2 separate regions of the Mus musculus genome follow, and region 2 is linked to region 1. Evidence: chromatin loops called from intact Hi-C (ENCODE). Cell type or tissue: left cerebral cortex. All regions are shown on one strand. Each heading gives the region's core, and the rest is flanking DNA. Links, peaks and the distances in the headings are about the cores only.

The links. Peaks named below come from ENCODE experiments on the same cell type or tissue, not always from the same donor. Only the 100,000 strongest peaks of a DNase experiment are listed, where the experiment ranks them.
Region 2: a loop joins it to region 1, with 1.9 times the contacts of the local background. A loop is called at or near these places in 2 of 42 quality-filtered maps.

What each region holds. Positions count from the first base shown.
Region 1 is chr4:140,371,247-140,375,635 of GRCm38, forward strand. No RefSeq gene overlaps it. Among named protein-coding and RNA genes, the nearest start is that of Gm13016, 7.0 kb to the right of the region's middle. In left cerebral cortex, for the core only: a CTCF peak has its summit at 1,899 (motif pointing left); DNase peaks (open chromatin) are centred at 399, 772 and 1,760; H3K27ac peaks cover 697 bases.
Region 2 is chr4:140,294,328-140,298,716 of GRCm38, forward strand. No RefSeq gene overlaps it. Among named protein-coding and RNA genes, the nearest start is that of Gm33895, 27 kb to the right of the region's middle. In left cerebral cortex, for the core only: no CTCF peak of the experiment used is centred there; DNase peaks (open chromatin) are centred at 2,522 and 3,921.

The DNA.
Region 1 (4,389 bases), core at 211-4,210:
TCTGAGCACATGCACAGCACAAGCCGCTGTCTGGCAGCATCCTTGAAGCTTTGCCACCCAGCAGTTCTGAGACAGTTGCCCACTGGTGAGGTCTTCGGGGCTGATGGTCCGACAGGCAACCCTCAGTGTTCAGGTGAAGTCCATAAAGGCAGAGAGCTTGAGGGCAGAGGGTTAGGGTGACCCTCTGGCACATCAAGGCATCAGGCGCATCCGGCGCATGCTCAGTTGGAGTTGTTAATACAGCCACTGCTGCTGTTCAGGACTGCTAAGGACCCAAGGCTGCTGCTGAGCTGGGCTCCTCGGAGGAGCTAGATTTGGTGACATTTTCCCCAGTGCCAGCCTTCGGGCTCTCCTCAGAACCTACCCACTTGGCACAGCCAGTGCTGGGCGAGAGCCCACCTCTTCCAGAAAACACTTTAACAGCCTGTGCGTGGGAAGCCCAGACAAGTGAGAGAGGTGGCGCCCGGAGAAAAATCAGAGCGTGTCCCCAGAGCCACCCAGTTTCAGGATTCAAATCCAGGTCTCCTGGAGAGCGCTTCTCCAATGCTCCTCTTGACTCCTCTTTGCTGAGGAGAAGGCGCTGTTTCCCCAGCCCTGAGCAGCGATTTTCAGAGGGTGGCTTTGGTCTGAGGAAACACACATAAGTTCCACCTTACCTCAGAACTCGCCTTCCTCCCAAAAAGAGAGGCTTGTCACCCAAGCACTGGCATTTTGAAATTGGGACCTGTGGTGGCAGCACTGCCAATATATTGGCAGCAGATGCGCCACTAAGACACCCACCACACACAACCCACTCTGTTTGCACCTAAACCAGCCCACCCGTACGAGGGCTGTGTTAAGCCTTAGTCCCGGGAAAAGGTGTGTTCACGGATGCCAAGATGCTGGAGGAGCCTCAGAGAGCACCCTGGTCCAACTCTACTGAATGGGGAAACCGAAGACAGTCCTTGTTCAAGGTCCTACAACTGCAGTTCATGTATAGCTCAGACCCCGGTGTGGCTGACTCCTGGGTGCATGGAGCCTCTCCCCACAGCGCCCAGTTGCTCTGCCTGCCTCTGATGCTGCCCTGCCATCAAGTGCCCACATGAGGGTCCAAGTTCAATCCCCAGAACCCACATTTCCTGCACCCTCAATCCCAGCACTGGGGAAGCAGAGGCAGGTCGATTCTGGGGCTCCCTGGCCAGCCAGCCTGGTTAAATCATTGAGCGTAAGGTCAGTGAGAGATCTTGCCTCAAAAAACAAGGTGAACAGCTCCGAATGACACCCAAGGTTGACCTATCACACACCCTATCTCTCTCTCTCTCTCTCTCTCTCTCTCTCTCTCTCTCTCTCACACACACACACACACACACACACACAGAGAGAGAGAGAGAGAGAGAGAGAGAGAGAGAGAGAGAGAGAGAGAGAGAGAAAGGAAGGAAGGAAGGAAGGAATTCTGGAAACTGTTCATCAACTTCCTTCCTATTATCACTATCTGTACCACACCATGGAAGAAAGGATAGGCAGCACATAGTAGGTGCTTGTGTAGCACACAGTAGGTGCTCAGTTGTGTCCTGGGACCTCTGCCACGTGCATGGGAGTAGCTCAGAGTGTCCTGTGGGAGGTAGCAGGGATGAATTGGGCTACTCCCCAGACTCTGCAGCACATACCTTCTGAAGGCTGGGGTAAGGAGAACCAGTCGGTGACACGGGCCAGACAAAAACTCTGGGAGACATCTGCGTCAGAGGCACAGTCTCTGACAGCTGCCATGGCAAAGCGAGCAAACCAGGTACGCTGGGGGAAGGGCATTCTGCTGTCAGGAATTCTATACCTTCTGACTAGAGATGCAAGGGAGGCTTCCAGCTGGAAAACTTCACCCCAGGGGTAGACACAGGACAGAGGCTGCCATCTGCTGGCCCCTACAGTCTACGGTTCCCACGCCCAGCAGACCACCAGGGACCCTCAGCCTGAAAAGACCCGACAGTCTTAGGAAGGCAAATGTGACTGCTTTGTGGGTGAGAATGGGTGTCCCCCCCCCTGCAGAGAGGTGGACACCGCTGTCTCTCTCCCACCTCAGGTGCGCATAATGGGTGAGGGAGTCCAGGTCCCCTCTCTGGCTCCTGTAAGTAATTAAGACATGGCAATCCAGACTTGGGGATAATGGACTCTTTGAGCTCAGTCCTTGGACCTTTAGTTTTTTTGGGGGGGGATAAGCAATTTGGGCTTGGGGGTGCCCTAGATCCCATGCCATGTAATAGAGGAGCAGGGACAGTCTGTCCCTGGTACAGACCCTCTTTATTTTTGACGAAATAAAAAATATAGTAAAATAAACCAAAACCCATCACATCAAGGCTGAACCAAGCAGAAGGAAGAGAATCTCAAAAGCAGGCATAAGAGTCAAAGCCCCACCCAGGTGTTCACACGCTCAGGAGTCCCATAAAAATATTAAGCTGGAAGCTCTAATATATACACAGAGGACCTGGCGTGGCCCCGTGCCCACCCCCCACCCCTCCACCCCCACCCCCCGTGCTTGATGGTTCGCTCTCTGTGAGTTCAAGGGAGCCCTGCTCAGTTGATGTAGAGGCCTTGGTCTCCTGGTATCCTCCGTCCCCCCAGCTCTTACACTCTTTCTGGCTCCTCTTCCATGAGGTTCCCTGAGCCCTGAGGGGAGGGGTTTGATGGAGACATCCCATTCAGAGCTGTGTGTTCCAAGGACTGTGTGTGTGTGTGTGTGTGTGTGTGTGTGATGTCTGGCTGTGGGTCCCTGCATCTGGTCCCATATGCTTCAGGAGGAAGTGTCTCTGGTGATAATCAGGCATGGCAACAATCTACGAGTATAGCAGAATATTATTAGGAGCCATTTTATCGATACACTTTTTAGAGCAGTAGTGTTTGGATTTATCTTACGTCTCTGGGCTATCCAGCCTCTGGCTCTTGGCTGCCCAGTCAGAGTTGGGTATGGCTTCTATCTCTTGCAGTCAAATCAGACTTCAGTTGGCTATTCCCACAGCTCGGTGCTGTCATCGCCCTAGCATGTCTTGCAGGCAGGACAGATTGGGAGTTGAAAGTTTTTCGGCTTACTTGGTGTTTATATTTTTCTGCACCTCTCCAGGATAAAAATCCTGGAAAGAGTAGGGATACAAGGCACATAGCTCAACACACTAAAGGCAGTTTATGGCCATCCTATAGCCGACATCAAATTAAATGGAGAGAAAGTCAAAGCAATTCCACTGAAATCAGGAACAAGACAAGGCTGCCCACTGTCTCCCTGCCTATTCAAGATAGCGCTTGAAGTCTTAGCTAGAGCAATAAGTCCCCTGAGGGAGACCAAGGGGATCCAGATAGGAAAGAGGGAACTCTTAAGTAGCTTTGTCTGCAAATGATACGATAGCAAACATAAGCCACCCTAAGATTCCCACCAGCGAACTCCGACAGCTGACATCCACCTTCAGCAAAGAAGCTGGATACAAAATCAACTCACAAAAATCCACAGCCCTCCTATATACAAGTGACATATGAACGGAGAAAGAAATCAGGGAAACAAAACCTTTCACAATCATTTCAAATAACATAAAACACCTCTTTAGTCACCCTGTCTGTCCCAGGATAACCTGCCTGGTGGCAATATGTGGCAGTTGCTCGAACGTCGGGACAGTTTCTCCTAGCATTGCATCTTCTCTGGGTCAATTCCAATTAAGTACAGATGGCAGCTGAGAACAAAGACCTACCAAACATCAGCCTGGCTTGGTTAGGGTTTTTTTTTTTTTTTTTTTTTTTGTCAATTTGACATCGGCTAGAGTCATCTAGGGAAAGGAACCTTAACTAAGAAACACCTCCATCAGATTGGCTCGTAGCAAAGTCTGTCATGGGAGGATTGTCATGGTTCATGACTGAAGTGGGAGGGTCCAGCCCATAGTGCCCAGTGCCACCCTGGGCTGGTATCCTGGGTTCTAAGTGCAAACAGGCTGAACAAGCCATGGGGAGCAAGCCAGCGAGCAGTATTCCCTCCGTGGCCTCTGCTTCGGATTCTGTTCTCAGGTTCCCCCCTCTATGATAAGCTAGAATAAACCCTCTCCTTCCTAATTGCTTTCGGTCATGGTGTTTATCCCAGCAATAGAAACAAACTAAGATACGCACCAATGCCAGGTACACAGGTACTGTGTGTGTGCACTGGGCATTGCTCTCAGGGTTGGGTGGGGGAATGAACCAGCTAGTGCTGTGGTATAGCATCCCCTGATAACTCCTCCTTCTGTAGGTTGGGAACTTGAGGAACAAAGAAGTTTATCTGCTCAAATCATGCACCTGGCTAGTGGGGAGCACGGGTGTATACCCAGACCCTCAGAATCCAGCATTGGCTTGCTTTATCCACTACACGTTGTGTCCCTTTGCAGACGCATAACGAAACAGAGGGGG
Region 2 (4,389 bases), core at 210-4,209, 77 kb before region 1:
CTACTTGGGGGAACCTCTCCACTGCTCTGGGAGAACATGGGAAGAATGGTGAGGTTTACGATTCAGATCATGGTGAGGACAACAGAGACATTGGGGGTGTCATTTAGTGTGACGTGGTCATTCCTATTCCCACTGTGAAAAGTACCTCTTTGGGGACAACGTCACCACCCATTACCGCACAATGGTTGACAGAACAACTCCAACTTGCAGTGTGTTGGGTGTTATGGAAATGTTTGCGTTAACTCAAGGCAGCCCCATGGGGTGATAGTAAGATCCCATTTTTCAGATGGTAAGACTGGTCTCTACAAGCTTTGCTCCCATCCCTCACTTTTTCTATACAAGGTGTGGGGTCAAGCCTTTGAGAGCACAGGGTTTTACGTCTGCCAGATGTGTCTGGGATCTGACTGTGAAAGAGATCATGCTTAGGAGCAGGCTAGCTTCTCTAAGCCTAGGAGGCTCCATGACCCTCAGGAAGCTACGCATCCTATATTCACTCGCCATAAGAAGATGGGTCAGCATGGTCCTTTGGCTCTGATCAGGGATTAGATAGATGAGAGATAAGAGAGGTGCATGCTGGGAAGGGGTCAGGGTGGTTCTTACAGAATTCTCCTGGAGGTCTGGAGAGATGGCTCAGCAGTTAAGAGCACTGACTGCTTTTTCAGTGGTCCTGAGTTCAAAACCCAGCAACCACACATGGTGGCTCACAACCATCTGTAATGGGATCTGATGCCTTCTTCTGGGGGTGCCTGAAGACAGCTACCGTGTACTTACATATAATAAATGAATAAATCAAAGGAGTTGTCCTTGGGGCTTTGGGCTGGGCACCTAAGGGATCTACTGAGGTTAAGATGGGATTTGGGTAGCAAGAGACCAAAGAAGCACCAGCTCTTATACATGAAGAGGCAGAGTCGGCTTCTGTCAGCAGAGATGGCACTGCCCTTTGAACCCTGAAGCCTGAGGGAAACAGGAACATGATGCTTCCTCAGGGTGGAGAAGCTGGGGCCCAGCAGACAAAGCCAAATACAAGGATCAGCCAGGAGCAGGGACCTCAAGGGACAGAAAGCACCGGCGTCCAAGGCTTCATTCTCAAGATGGGCCTAAGAGGCTTAGGCTATACCCAGCTACAAGCTGTTCTCATCCATCAGGACCTACCAATTCCTCAGTCCTGGGATGCTTACAACCCTTGTGACCCTGGCCATAAGCATCCCACCCTGCCCACACCCCACTCCCACCCTCAGCAAGTCCAGACCTCACACTGCACAGTGGTCTTCTCTCATCCTTCCAGGAGAGATGGGACAGGCCATCTCCAATTACACATGACAAAGGAACACTCGGGAAAGTGTTTGGAGACACTGGGATCCCCACAGCAACCTCCATCCAAGCCACAGTACCAGCAACCGTTTCTGGCGGTGCACCCCTCATGCTGGCTACACACTTGCTTCCCTGGCTTGGACCTGGGTTTACCCAGCCTGCGGGGGTGGCTTCGAAGCTTAGCCTTTCTCTGCTCCTTCCCTAAAGGACATTGCTGCATTTATTGCGCTTTTTTTTCCTTTTCATCTTTGTTTTATGAGGACTACTTTATGACCAGAGATTTTTTTTTTGCTGTCTGCAGCAGCCCTACAAGCAGTGGACCTTATGTTTATGAGAACTTCCCAGAGAGCTTAGGAGCTTCTACGGATCTCCCTGCTGGCCCACCCCAGTCCAGATCGGCCCCTTTTAAGTCTCCCTGGATGAAGAGACCAATCCCATGTAATGATGTGTGCTTCTCTCCTTATTCTCTGTTGTTATTGCCTACCCTGAAGAGCCATGAGGGCTCACACCCTGTGCAAAGCCAGTCTACAAAATGCAGCGTCCCCGTTATCCAGGATGGACTTGGTCCAAGATCCCCAATGAGAGGACAAACTGTGGGTAGTGGTGGGCTTCATTTATACTGTTTATTCTTATTGAGCTGCAGTGTGAACCAGAATTAACTTGACCCTTTGTGTGTTAGGTCCCAGCGTCACCTTTCTGTCCCCTATTTGCAGTTGGAGCCATTACTTAATAAAACACGTATCCTTTGAACTTAGCATGGAATTCTGAGATAGTTGATCTAGAAAACAAAATGGCTTCTCGGCGACCAGTGGATGAGCAATGCATCCAGCATGGTCATAACAGACGGGACGACGACCCACATCCCCAGGCAGGAGAGAGGTCAGCAAAACTACAATATGCCATTAAGAGTGGCATTGGATTTAAACCTTACTATAAATTCCTGAACACTGGAATTTTCCATTTCATACTTTCAGACCAGTTGACCATAGTGAGTTAAACCAGCCTGACTTTGTACCTAGAACTTTCCATGAGTCATTAACAATAGCAAACATTTCCTGGATGCCTGGACTGGGGCTAGACTTAGGGCTGAGTCCCAGGAAACCCTCTTTGTACCAAACTCCTCAGAGAAGCCTGGCAGGGTAAGGCTGTCACCTATATTGAACATATGGAGAAGGGAGAGCCTCAAAGATGCTCTGGCACTTTCCCAAAGTCACCCAGCTAGAAAGAAGTGATGAGAGGCCCACACAGCCCAGGCTGACTCCCTGTCATGGTTTGAATATGCTTGGCCCAGGAAGTGGCACCTTATTAGGAGGTGTGGCCTTGGAGTGTGTGTGGCTTTGTTGGAGTAGATGAGGCCCTGTTAGAGTGGGTGTGTCCCTGTTGGAGTGGCCGTGGGCTTGTTGGAGTAGGTGTGTCACTGTGGGTATGGGCTTTAAGACCCTCATCCTAGCTGCCTGGAAGCCAGCTTTCCACTAGCAGCCTTCAGATGAAGATGTAGAACTCTCAGTTCCTCCTGGACCATGCCTGACTGGATGCTGCCATCTTCCTGCCTTGATGATAATGGACTCAACCTCTGAACCTGTAAGCCAGCCCCAATTAAATGTCCTTCTAAGACTTGCCTTGGACATGGTGTCTGTTCTCAGCAGTAAAACCCTAACTAAGACACTCCTCAAGACCCAGCCTGGATTTTATGGCAGGAGGCAAAAAGATGAGTTGTACCTCACTCCAAGCATGGATGGTGTAGGGTGGTTAGTTCATCCTAGCTTCTTGCAGGGACCTGTTGATCCTCAGAAGGGCACCCAGCATCTCTTCAGAGCCCTGGATACTTGCAACCAGGCCTGGACCTCACTAAGTAACTTATTTTGGACCAAAGTGGCCCAACACACTCTGTTGCGTCTCTGTTTTGGCCATGGTCAGGAGTGGGCATGCGCACAAGCTGACACTCTTCGGTGCAGACAGCAGGGAGGGCGTTCAGGTATGCTGAACAGCGAGCGAAACACAAAACATGCGTGCTTGGAAACCTCTTCTCCTGGGGTTTTCTGAAGGGACAGCTGATTTCCAGGGGTGCCCCCATGGAGGCAGAGACTGAATAGATGCCCCAGCAGCCCTTTCTGCCTGGGCCACAAACAGCAGCTCCTGCTGCCCAGCAAGTGTGTGACAATTGCCTGCTGGGCCCCTGGAGCCTCTTCCCCAGCAAGGTCCCTGCTTCCCACAGCCCCTGTAGCCCCTCCCAGCATCCCGGGTCCTAATAGCTATTTATCGGGCGGTGATGCGGCGCTGATCGTGCGGCTTGTCTGCCAGCAGGAGCGGGATACAGCAATGCGGCTGTGTACCCTGCTAAGAGATATTTAATAAATATGCAAATTGCTGCCTCTACCTCCTCAGGCAGGTGAGGAGCGGAGAGACGCTGGAGTTAAGTATTAAATCTGTTCGCTATGAGCGCTAAGTGCAGAGGCAGGGACTGGAGCCCAACTTCCTGGGAAGGCTTCCATCTGGCATGCAATAGCCTAGCTTTGGAAGGGGACGGGAGCCGGAGAGGAAGGGAGATGGGGATGGGACTTGACGAAACAGGAGTTCAGAAGGGCCATTTCACTTAGGAAGTCTGAGTGAGGTGTTGGGAGCCGGAAAGCATCTGTGCGTTTGTGTCGCCATTACTGCACCAGCTGCAAGTATGGATCCGCCCACCCTATTTGCACCACCCACCCATACGAACTTCCTTCCCCTGCAAACTAGCAATGCACCCACCCTGAAGGCCGCCCACCACTCAACTTTTCCCCAACCTTCTCTCTCTTTCTCATTCATGCAAATGCCACTCTGGCTCCACCCACTCATCTGTTTCTTTGATCACTCATTCATAAATCCATACTCCCACCAAACTACCAAGCTGCCACCCAACCATGTTTCTATCTTATCATCTGTCTGATTTTTGTCTATATTTTCATCAGCCAAAAAATCCACTCATCCATCCATCCACCCACCCATATCCATCTACCCACTCACCCATCCACCCATCTATCCATCCATTCATACATCCACCCACCCATCTATCCACCCATCTATCCATACATCCACCCACCT